Linked DNA regions of Homo sapiens: region 1 is linked to region 2. A link is an interaction called in ENCODE POLR2A ChIA-PET data of the cell type or tissue named here. Cell type or tissue: Caco-2. All regions are shown on one strand. Region 1 overlaps SLC4A8 (solute carrier family 4 member 8). Region 2 overlaps SLC4A8 (solute carrier family 4 member 8).

What was found. ChIA-PET counts read pairs that join two places held together with the same protein. Peaks named below come from ENCODE experiments on the same cell type or tissue, not always from the same donor. Only the 100,000 strongest peaks of a DNase experiment are listed, where the experiment ranks them.
Region 1: POLR2A ChIA-PET joins it to region 2 with 5 read pairs; 4 of 35 experiments call an interaction of 5 or more read pairs at or near these places.

Annotation. Positions count from the first base shown.
Region 1 is chr12:51,436,717-51,441,716 of GRCh38, reverse strand. It overlaps SLC4A8 (solute carrier family 4 member 8), which reads right to left. Exons shown (of 25, transcript NM_001039960.3): 2 at 928-1,009. Among named protein-coding and RNA genes, the nearest start is that of SLC4A8-AS1, 14 kb to the right of the region's middle. In Caco-2, no CTCF peak of the experiment used is centred here; a DNase peak (open chromatin) is centred at 2,206.
Region 2 is chr12:51,496,819-51,501,818 of GRCh38, reverse strand. SLC4A8 (solute carrier family 4 member 8) reads right to left here. Exons shown (of 25, transcript NM_001039960.3): 22 at 4,695-4,832. Among named protein-coding and RNA genes, the nearest start is that of SLC4A8-AS1, 74 kb to the right of the region's middle. RefSeq lists a silencer at 4,646-4,745. In Caco-2, no CTCF peak of the experiment used is centred here; no DNase peak of the experiment used is centred here.

The sequences.
Region 1 (5,000 bases), 60 kb after region 2:
AGAGAACATTTCACATGCTGTCTCAGGCATCAGAAAGTTGCTGTATCATAGCCTTCAACATTGCAGGGGATGCTGCAGAGATTTCACAAAGGCTTTTGAGCCAAATGTGGCTTCTCATTAAAGCTATATTGGATACTGGACATGAGCCTTCCTCTAATGAAACTGAGCATCAACACTAATTAGAAAACCATGGCCAGGTGTGGGTCCAACTCCTAACACACCAACTAGTCCCCAGGGGAAAAAGGAAAGCAGGACACCACATAACGGTTATGTGGGGAGCTGGGGGTGAGGTGCAGAGAAAGGAAGAGCTGAAATAAGGTAAACTGGACAGAGTGGGTCATCCAAAATGCCTCTTCTTTCCTTTCCCCTTCAGCTGGGCTTTTATATAACTTTGATGTTATGAACTCAAGAGTATGTCACAGGTGTGTTCCTGTTTTCCCTCTTGTTTAGATGAAACCACCAGGCAGAAATGGGTATAAATAGAATAGAAACAGTAAATATTGGAAATGGGGTAAAAATAGGGTTTTGTAGCCAAAATGAGTTTTTAAAACTATTTGTATTTTATTTTCTCTTTAAGTTTTGTATTTATTTGTATTTCCAGGCAGTTGTCAAGAATTAACGCACTGAACTGAGTACATCACATTCTCAAAGAACAGGTTACTTGTTAATATTTATATTGGACTTCACCGTGTTCAAAGCACTATCTCCCATGTAGGCAATTAGATCCTAATGATATCCCTGTAAGGTAGGACAAGTATTAGTATCCCCACTTTTATTTACCAGATGAGGAAAGTGAGGCTAAAGGAAATCAAGTGATTTTCCCCAAGGTCTGACAGCTAGTGAGAGAGTTAGGACACAGAGCCAGGTCTTCCCACACCAGGCTGCCCCTCACCAATTTCCCTGATCACACAGCATGGCAGTTCTTACCTTCCAGCTCTTCTTTTTCATAGTGAATGTTGAGAATTGTACTGGTCCCACCCTGATCCACCACAGCTTCTTCATCTGGTCTCTGTTTAAACACAAATAAGTAGTCACAGTAATACACATACCTCGTTCAAATATACAAACCTTGTGTATGCCAGATCCTTTTGAGATACTTACGGGGGAAACACAATTGTTTACCTGTATTTTTACATGTGAACTTCACAATACCTTTTAGATGCAAATATGGTAGCCATTATCTTTCTCATTTTATAAATGAGCAGACTGACACTCAGAGAACATTAAGTAATGATGGCCCAGGGTCACAAATGTCATAAAAGGCGGAGCTAGGACTGAGCCTAGGTCTTTTAAAAAAAAAAAAAAACAGAGAGAGAATGGGTCACCCAGGCTATATTGCAGTGATACAATCATAGCTCACTGCAGCCTTGAACTCCTGGGCTCAAACAATTCTCCTACCTCAGCCTCCAGAGCAGCTGGGATTACTAGGACGTGTCATGAGCCCAGGTCTTGTGGCTGTAAATCTCATGCCTTTTCCACCTCCCCACTCCATCTATACCTCTGTATAACATTTTGGCATTTTGCAAGTGCTGTGAAGCAAGTTGTCCCATTTGGTGTAGATTGGTCTCCTTGGCCTCTTTGCAGCATTTGGGCCTGTTTACCACACGCTGTCCTTGAAATTTTCCATCCTGCTCCTCTTATCAGGCCTCCTCTGTCTCATCCTTAGTCTTTTTCTTCCTCTAACCATAATTTCCAAGAAAGAGCTCTCTACTCTTTGTTTTCCTCACTTAAGACTTACAATTTCAACTGCAGTCTGAAACTGTGGTTCAGTAATTGATAAGCCACTAGGATGCCACACCTCAAGAACCATGTGTCTAAAACCCAACTAACTTTCCTTCCAAAACTAACACCCTGTGCTCATTTGTTTATTCCTACCAATGGCACCATCATTTATTAGCCCACAGGTGAAATTTCAAAGTTACTTATTCATCCATTCCACATGTATGAGTGCCTACCATATGCCTTCAGGTAGCTAGTTCCCTTTTCTTACCAAGTCTTTCTTCCTTTGCAATTTCTCTAAAAAATTAATTTTCATCTCTCATCCACTCTTCCCTACATGCTCCAACCCTTTAAATCATATTAGGCATTTCTTTCTTTTTTTTTTTAGTTCTGGAACCACACCCACCTTCTTTACTTAGTGCTGCTGTCTCTTCCTGGAACTACCATTCTCTCCCTGCCACTCCCACCACCTGCCCCCACCTTTGATGATGATCAAAGAGATGATGATCTCTTTGATCTCAGCCTCAACACACTTACTTGGAAGCCTTTCCTGATTACCCACTCCGACTTCCAAACTAAGCTAGGTCCACCATTTATATACCCTCATAGCACACTGCAATTCTCTTAGTAATAAAATGTCTTGGCCGGGCATGGTGGCTCACACCTGTAATCCCAACACTTTGGGAGGCCAAGGCAGGTGATCACCTGAGGTCAGGAGTTCAAGACTGGCCTGACCAACATGGTGAAACCCCATCTCTACTAAAAATAAAAAAATTATCTGGGTGTGGTGGTGCGTGCCTGTAGTGCCAGCTACTCAGGAGGCTGAGGCAGGAGAATCACTTGAACCTGGGAGGCAGAGGTTGCAGTGAGCTGAGATCGCACCATTGTACTCCAGCATGGGCAACAGAGCGAGACTCTGTCTCAAAAAAAATAAAAAAAGTCTCCTCTGTTCCTTGAGGAAGAAGGAACTATGTCCATCTTCCTCACCACTGTATCCTAGCACCCAGCACAGACTTTTCACATAACAGTGCTCTATAAATCTTTGTTAAAAGAATGAATACACAATTCTCAAAAGACAAACAAATAGTCAACAAATATATGAAAAAATGCTCAACATCACTAATCATCAGGGAAATGCAAATCAAAACCAAAATGAGGTATCATCTCACTCCAGTTAGGATGGCTATTATCAAAAAGACAAAATATAACAAATGCTGGCAAGGATATGAAGAAGAAAGAACCCTTATACACTGTTGGTGGGAATATAAACTAGTACAGCCACTGTGGAGAACAGTGGAGGTTCCTCAAAAAACTACAAACAGAACCACCATATAATCCAGTAATCTCACTACTGGGCATTTATCCAAAGGAAAGGAAATCACTATATTAAAGAGACATCTGCATCCCCACGTTTATCGCAGCACTATTCATAATAGCCAAGATATGGAATCATCCTAGGTGTCCAACAACAGATGAATGGATAAAGAAAATATGGCATATATACACAGCAGAATACTATTCAGCCATAAAAAGTATGAAATCTTGTCATTTGTGGCAATATGGATGGAACTGAAGGACATTATGTTAAGTGAAATAAGCCAGGAACAGAAAGTTAAACACTGCATGTTCTCACTCATATGTGGAAGCTAAAAAAAGTTGATCTCAGAGAAGTAAGAAGTATAAGAGAGAATATTAGAGGCTAGGAAGGCAAGGGGGAGAAGTGTAGGGAGAGATTTGCTAAAGGATAAAAAATTACAACTATATAGGAAGAATAAGTTCTAGTGTTCTATACTATAGTAGGATGACTATAATATAGAGTTTCAAACAGCTAGAAGGAAGATATTGAGTAATCTCAACACAAAGAAATAATAAATGTTTTAAATGATAGATATGCTAATTACTCTGATCTGATCACTATACATTACATGTATTGAAACATCACCATGCACCCCAATGAATATGTACAATATTACTTAAATATTACTTGTCAATTTCAAAATAAAAATTAAACGTTTTAAAAGAATGAATATAATGGCACCTATCCTATCAATACCCTGAATCACAAGACCCTGAATTATTTCAAAAAAACTCTTAGCTGATTTCCCTGGCAATCTATTTCCCTTCTCAAACCTGCAACTCCAGCCAAGCTGACTGATCCCGAGAGCACTGTGCACATTCCCACCTTTATGTCTTTGCTCATATTGTCAGGTCATCTAGTCATCTAACATGCCATTTCCCCAAACTCTCCAGCACATTAAATCCCCACGTCTCCTGTATTAGTCCATTTGCATTGCTATAATGGAATACCTGAGACTGGGTAATTTATTAAGAAAATAGGTTTATCTTGGCTCACAGTTCTGCAGGCTGTACAGGAAGTGTGGTGCTAGCATCTGCTTCTGGTAAGAGAGTCAGGAAGCTCACAATCATGGCAGAAGGCAAAAGGGAAGCTGGTGTATAATATGGCAAGATGGGGGCAAGAGAGAGGGGAGGGCCCAGACTCTTTTAAACAACCAGATCTTGGGTGAACTCAGAGCAAGAACTCACTCATTACTGTGAGGATGGCACCAAGACATTCATGAGGCATCTGCCTCCATGACCCAAACATCTCCCACCAGACCCCATCTCCAACATTGGGGATTACATTTCAACATATTTGGTGGGGACAAATAGCCAAACGATATCACCTTCCTTCTAGATCCTGCTCAAGTTTCCAGCTTACTGTTCCAAAGTTACTATTTTGTAGTTATCATCTATGCTCCCAAATAAGACAACTCTGAACATAAGGCAATTCATTTTCCCAATGGGAAGATTGAAATAAAGTTTTTGAGGCCAACTGGAATAAACAAACTTTTAGGGAAGTAAATAAAATAGTCTAATATCTACTTAGGATTTTTATGTATTAAATTAGCTTTATAGACATTTAAAATTATATATTATTACTACCATGGAAAAATCTCCAAAATATAATATTAAGTTTAAAAAGCAAGATGGAGAAAACTGTATAATTTGCTACCTTTTATCTAACAAAGGGTGTTGGAACATAAGTGTTTGCTTACATTTTAAAACAAATAGGATGACTGCAGTGGCTCATGCCTATAATCCCAGCACTTTGGGAGCCCAAGGCAGGTGGATCACTTGAGGTCAGGAGTTCGAGACCAGCCTGGCCAACATGGTGAAACCCCATCTCTACTAAAAATACAAAAATTAGCCGGGTGTGGTGGTGCACGCCTATAATCCCAGCTACTTGGGAGGCTGAGGCAGGAGAATCACTTGAACCTAGG
Region 2 (5,000 bases):
CAGACTTTGGCATGGTTGTGGAGAAAAGTGAACACTTCTACACTGTTGGTGGGAATGCAAATTAGTTCAGCCCCTGTGGAAAGCAGTTTGGAGATTTCTCAAAGAACTAAAAATAGAACTAGCATTAGACCCAACAATCCCATTACTTGGTATATACCCAAAGGAAAATAAATTGTTCTGTCAAAAAGACATCTGCACTCATATATTTATTGCAGCACTATTAACAATAGCAAAGAAATGGAATCAACCCAGGTGCCCATCAATGGTGGATTGAATAAAGAAACTGTAGTATGTATACACCATGGAATACTACGCAGCCACAAAGAGAACAAAACTATGTCCTTTGCAGCAACATGGATGCAGCTGGAGGCCAGTACCCTAAGTGAACTGACGCAGGAACAAAAAACCAAATAATGCATGTTCTCATTTATAAGTGGAGGCTAAACATTGGGTACACATGGACACAAAGATGGGAACAAAAAACACTGGGGACTCCAAAAGGCGGAAGACAGGGGAAGGGTTGGAAAACTACCTATGGGGTACTATGTTCACTACTTGGGTGACAGGATCATTAGAAGCCCAAAGCTCAGCATAACTCACTACACCCATGTAACAAACCTGCACATGCCCTGAATCTAAAATAACTTTTTTTAGAAATCCATAATAAAATGTTTTCTTAGAAAATAATCTGGCCGGGCACGGTGGCTCACGCCTATAATCCCAGCACTTTGGGAGGCCGAGGCGGGCGGATCACGAGGTCAGGAGATCGAGACCATCCTGGCTATCACCGTGAAACCCGGTCTCTACTAAAAATATACCTAATGCTAAATGATGAGTTAATGGGTGCAGCACGCCAACATGGCACATGTATACATATGTAACAAACCTGCACGTTGTGCACATGTACCCTAAAACTTAAAGTATAATAATAATAAAAATAAAGAAAGAAAGAAAGAAAAAAAAAAAAAGCCAGGCGCAGGGGCGAGAGCCTGTAGTCCCGACTACTCGGGAGGCTGAGGCAGGAGAATGGCGTGAACCCGGGAGGCGGAGCTTGCAGTGAGCCGAGATAGCGCCACTGCACTCCAGCCTGGGCGAAAGAGCGAGACTCCATCTCAAAAAAAAAGAAAAGAAAATAATCCCACTAATTTAAAGAAAATAATTACAGAGAAAAAACTATCTGTACAAAGATGTTCAAAGTAATATAAAACAACTAAAAATTTTAACAAAGGAAAAATATTTAAATTAAGTATGAGATAATACTATAGAACATTATACATCCATTTAAAAAATATCATGATACAAATAGAAACATGAAAGTGTCTTATGAAATCAGGTTGAGGGGAAAAATCAGAATATATATGTGCTATATATATAAATACAAACTCACAATTATATAATTATCATAGTTATATGAAAACTATGTTAAAAAATTGAAAACAACATAAAGAAATGAACATGAATGTTGGCTATGAGGTGGAGAAAAAGTCTTCACTTTTTTCTTTTATTTCATTTAGCTTTTAAAATAATTTTATAAAGTAACACGTGTTAACAAATATGTACTTACTTCAGGAATTTTGGAAAATAAGGAATATAATGTCTACCAGCCACCTCGAACTTAACATCCAAAGGAGATCTCTTGATTTTCCTCCTAAACCTGCTGTTCTCCTTGGTCTTCCCCATCTTAATAAATAGCACAACCATTCATTCAGTTGTTCAGTCCAAAAATCTAAGAGTCATACTTGATTCCTCTTTCACCCATGCCCACCATCATTAGCAAAACCTGTCAGCTCTATCTTCAAAATAAGTACCCAATTCAGCCACTTTCATCACCTCTACCTTAGCATAAGCCACCCTCCCCTATTGCCTGAGCTGCTGCCAGCCTCCTAGCTGGTCTCCCTGCTACCACTCTGTCCCTTCCAGTCTTACTGGCTTTCTTGGTGTTCCTCAAACACACCAAGCTCATTCCTCCTCAAGACCTTTGCATTTTCTGTACCCCTGCCCTGGAATGTTCTTACTCCCAGATATTCTCATAATTTGCTTCTCACTTGATTCAGGTCTCTACTCAGATGTCTCCTCAGAAGTCATCTCTAATCATCCTAAATAAAGTAACTCCCTCACTCCCTACCTTCTTAAAACATATCACTACCTAAAATTATATACGTGTGTGTGTGTGTGTGTGTGTGTGTGTGTGTGTAGAATTATAGCACTATAACCAAGAAAACAAATATAGACTTGTTTGCTTGTTGACAGTGTCTCCTCCAAGAGAATGTAAGCTCCATGTGGTCGGTCAGGGACTGTCTGTGTCCTGTATACTACTGTATCTGGAACAGTGACCAACAGAGTAAGGATTCAATAAATATGGAGGAAGAAAATTAATCAAAAAATGTATAATCTTACCAACTAGAGAGACATAGAGCAACACAATAAACATTTTGGTGTATTTTCTTCCAATCTTTTTCACGTGTGTGGGGGGTGCACACATGCACGTGTGTGTGTGTACAGTATGTGTATATGTATATGTTTTAGTAAAAGTGAGATTCTTTGACAGTCTTACTGTATGCTCCATTTTATATTCCCTATGTTTTTCACATAAAATGTCAGAAACACGTCCACATATCTTTCTTATTTTTATTTTTTTGAGACAAAGTCTTGTTCTTTCGCCCAGGCTGGAGTGCAGTGGCATGATCTCAGCTCACTACAACCTCTGCCTCCCGGGTTCAAGTGATTCTCCTGTCTCAGCCTCCTGAGTAGCTGGGATTATAGGCATGCGCCAACATACTTGGCTACTTTTTTGTATTTTTAGTAAAGACAGGGTTTTACCATGTTGGTCAGGTCTCAAACTCCTGACCTCAGGTGATCTGCCTGCCTCAGCCTTCCAAAGTGCTGGGATTACAGGCGTGAGCCACCACATCCAGCCTCTTTTTTTTTTTTTTTTTTTTGAGACAGGATCTCTCTCTGTCACCCAGGCTGGAGTGCAGTGGTGTTATCTCGGCTCACTGCAATATCCGCCTCCCAGATTCAAGCGATCCTCCTGCCTCAGCCTCCGGAATAGCTAGATTATAGGCGCCTGCCACCACGCCCAGCTAATTTTTGTATTTTTAGTAGAGACGGGGTTTCACCATGTTGGCCCGGCTGGTCCCAAATTCCTGACCTCAGGTGATCCAACCACCTCGGCCTCCCAAAGTGCTGGGATTATAGGCATGAGCCACCGCGCCCAGCCTATATTACTATTTTTAGTGTATGAGAAGCCAATTTCAATTACAGTCTTGCCAACACTTGTTTTTATCTTTTAAAAATCTTTGCCAATTCGACAAGTAAAAAAGTATTCTCCTTGCTTAAATTTTCATTTCTTTTTTATTTTTTAATATTTATTTTCATTTCATAAAATCCAGATGCTGCACAATCATTTCTTTGATTATTAGTGAGAATGAAATTTTTGTCATAAGGCAACTGGTCATTTGTACTTCTTTTTCGTAAATTATATATGTCCATTGCTCATTTCAATTTCATATTATTCTTATTAATTTATAAGAATTATTTGAATAGTAAGGATATTAACATGTCTCAACTTATCTGTTATTTTAAAATTTTGATTAGAGTTTTGGATGCCTGAAAGCATCACATTTTATGTAGTGAATTCTATCAATATTCTCTTTAAAGTTTTCTTCCATTGACTTTATATTTTATAATTGTTGAAGCTTATTTAGAAATACAAGATTTTTAAAGTTCAAGATATTAGGGGAAAAAAAAGTCATCTTTTTTTTTTTTCTTGAGATAGGATCTCACTCAGCCTAGGCTGGAGTGCAGTGGCATGATCACAGCTCACTGCAGCCTCAACCTCCTGGGCTCAAGGTATCCTCCCACCTCAGCCTCCCAAGTAGCTGACTACAGGTATGTGCCACCACATCCAGCTAATTATTTTGATTTTTTTTCTTTTCTTTTCTTTTTTTTTTTGTAGAGACAGGGTCTCATTATATTGCCTAGGCTAGTCTCAAACTTCTGGCCTCAAGTAATCCTCCAGCTTCAACTCCCAAAAGCCCTGGAATTACAGGGATAACCCATTATGCCTGGCCTAAAAAAAAGTCTTTTAAAAGTTTTTTCAAAGGACACTATTTTAGGCACTAACTGTATTTGGAAACACTTCCCAGCTCACTCATTTCTTGGTCTGGTATTTTCATTTGCTACACATTCTTTCTTTGCACATATAGGCCATTTATTGAGGGTCCATTGTGTAGATGACAAGATGCCAAGTGCTGAGGGAAATGAAAAAAGACAGAAAGTCCTATGCAAGTTATCTTTGCATGGTGCCAACCACAGCACCATTTGCAATTAGATATATTACAAACATTCTAGGAAATAATGGGTCTTATGTATTTGTCAAATTAGACCTTTTGAAAGAATGTGAGCCATTGAATCTGCTAATAAGGGCATACTGTATGTTCACATTGTAGGTATGAGCCTGGTGAGTAGATTGTAAACAAAGGAAAAAATAAGTGGTTGTCAAACCCAAAAATTAAGAACAGACAGAAGCAAGAATCCCTAATCCATTCTTAGCTGAGAACATCTTTGGGGGTAATCTTCCCAGCTCCTAAATATAACCCTCGGGATTCCAGACATGCTGACTTTTCACATGACCCTTCCTATGTTCTGTAATTTGAGGCCCCCAGGTATACAGTTGGTGCAAGGACTATGACCTCTTCCTCCTTGGCCTTCTTTTTGGCATCATCCAACTTCTTCTTTTTGCTTTCAGGCATGAGATCATCTAGCCAGCTCAGCTCTCGCTTAGAGAAACAGAGATCCATGACTTTCCTGACAAAGACCAAGGCCAAAACCTGAAGAAAAATTAAAAAAAAAAGTGAATTAAAGGGACTAATTTCCTTCCTGGACTTAAAAGCAAAGCCTTATTTTCACAGCAGACTAGGACATTTCAAGCAAAATCAAACTCATAATAATCCTAACAGTCACCATTTATTGAATGCTTTCTTTGTGCCAGGTAACAT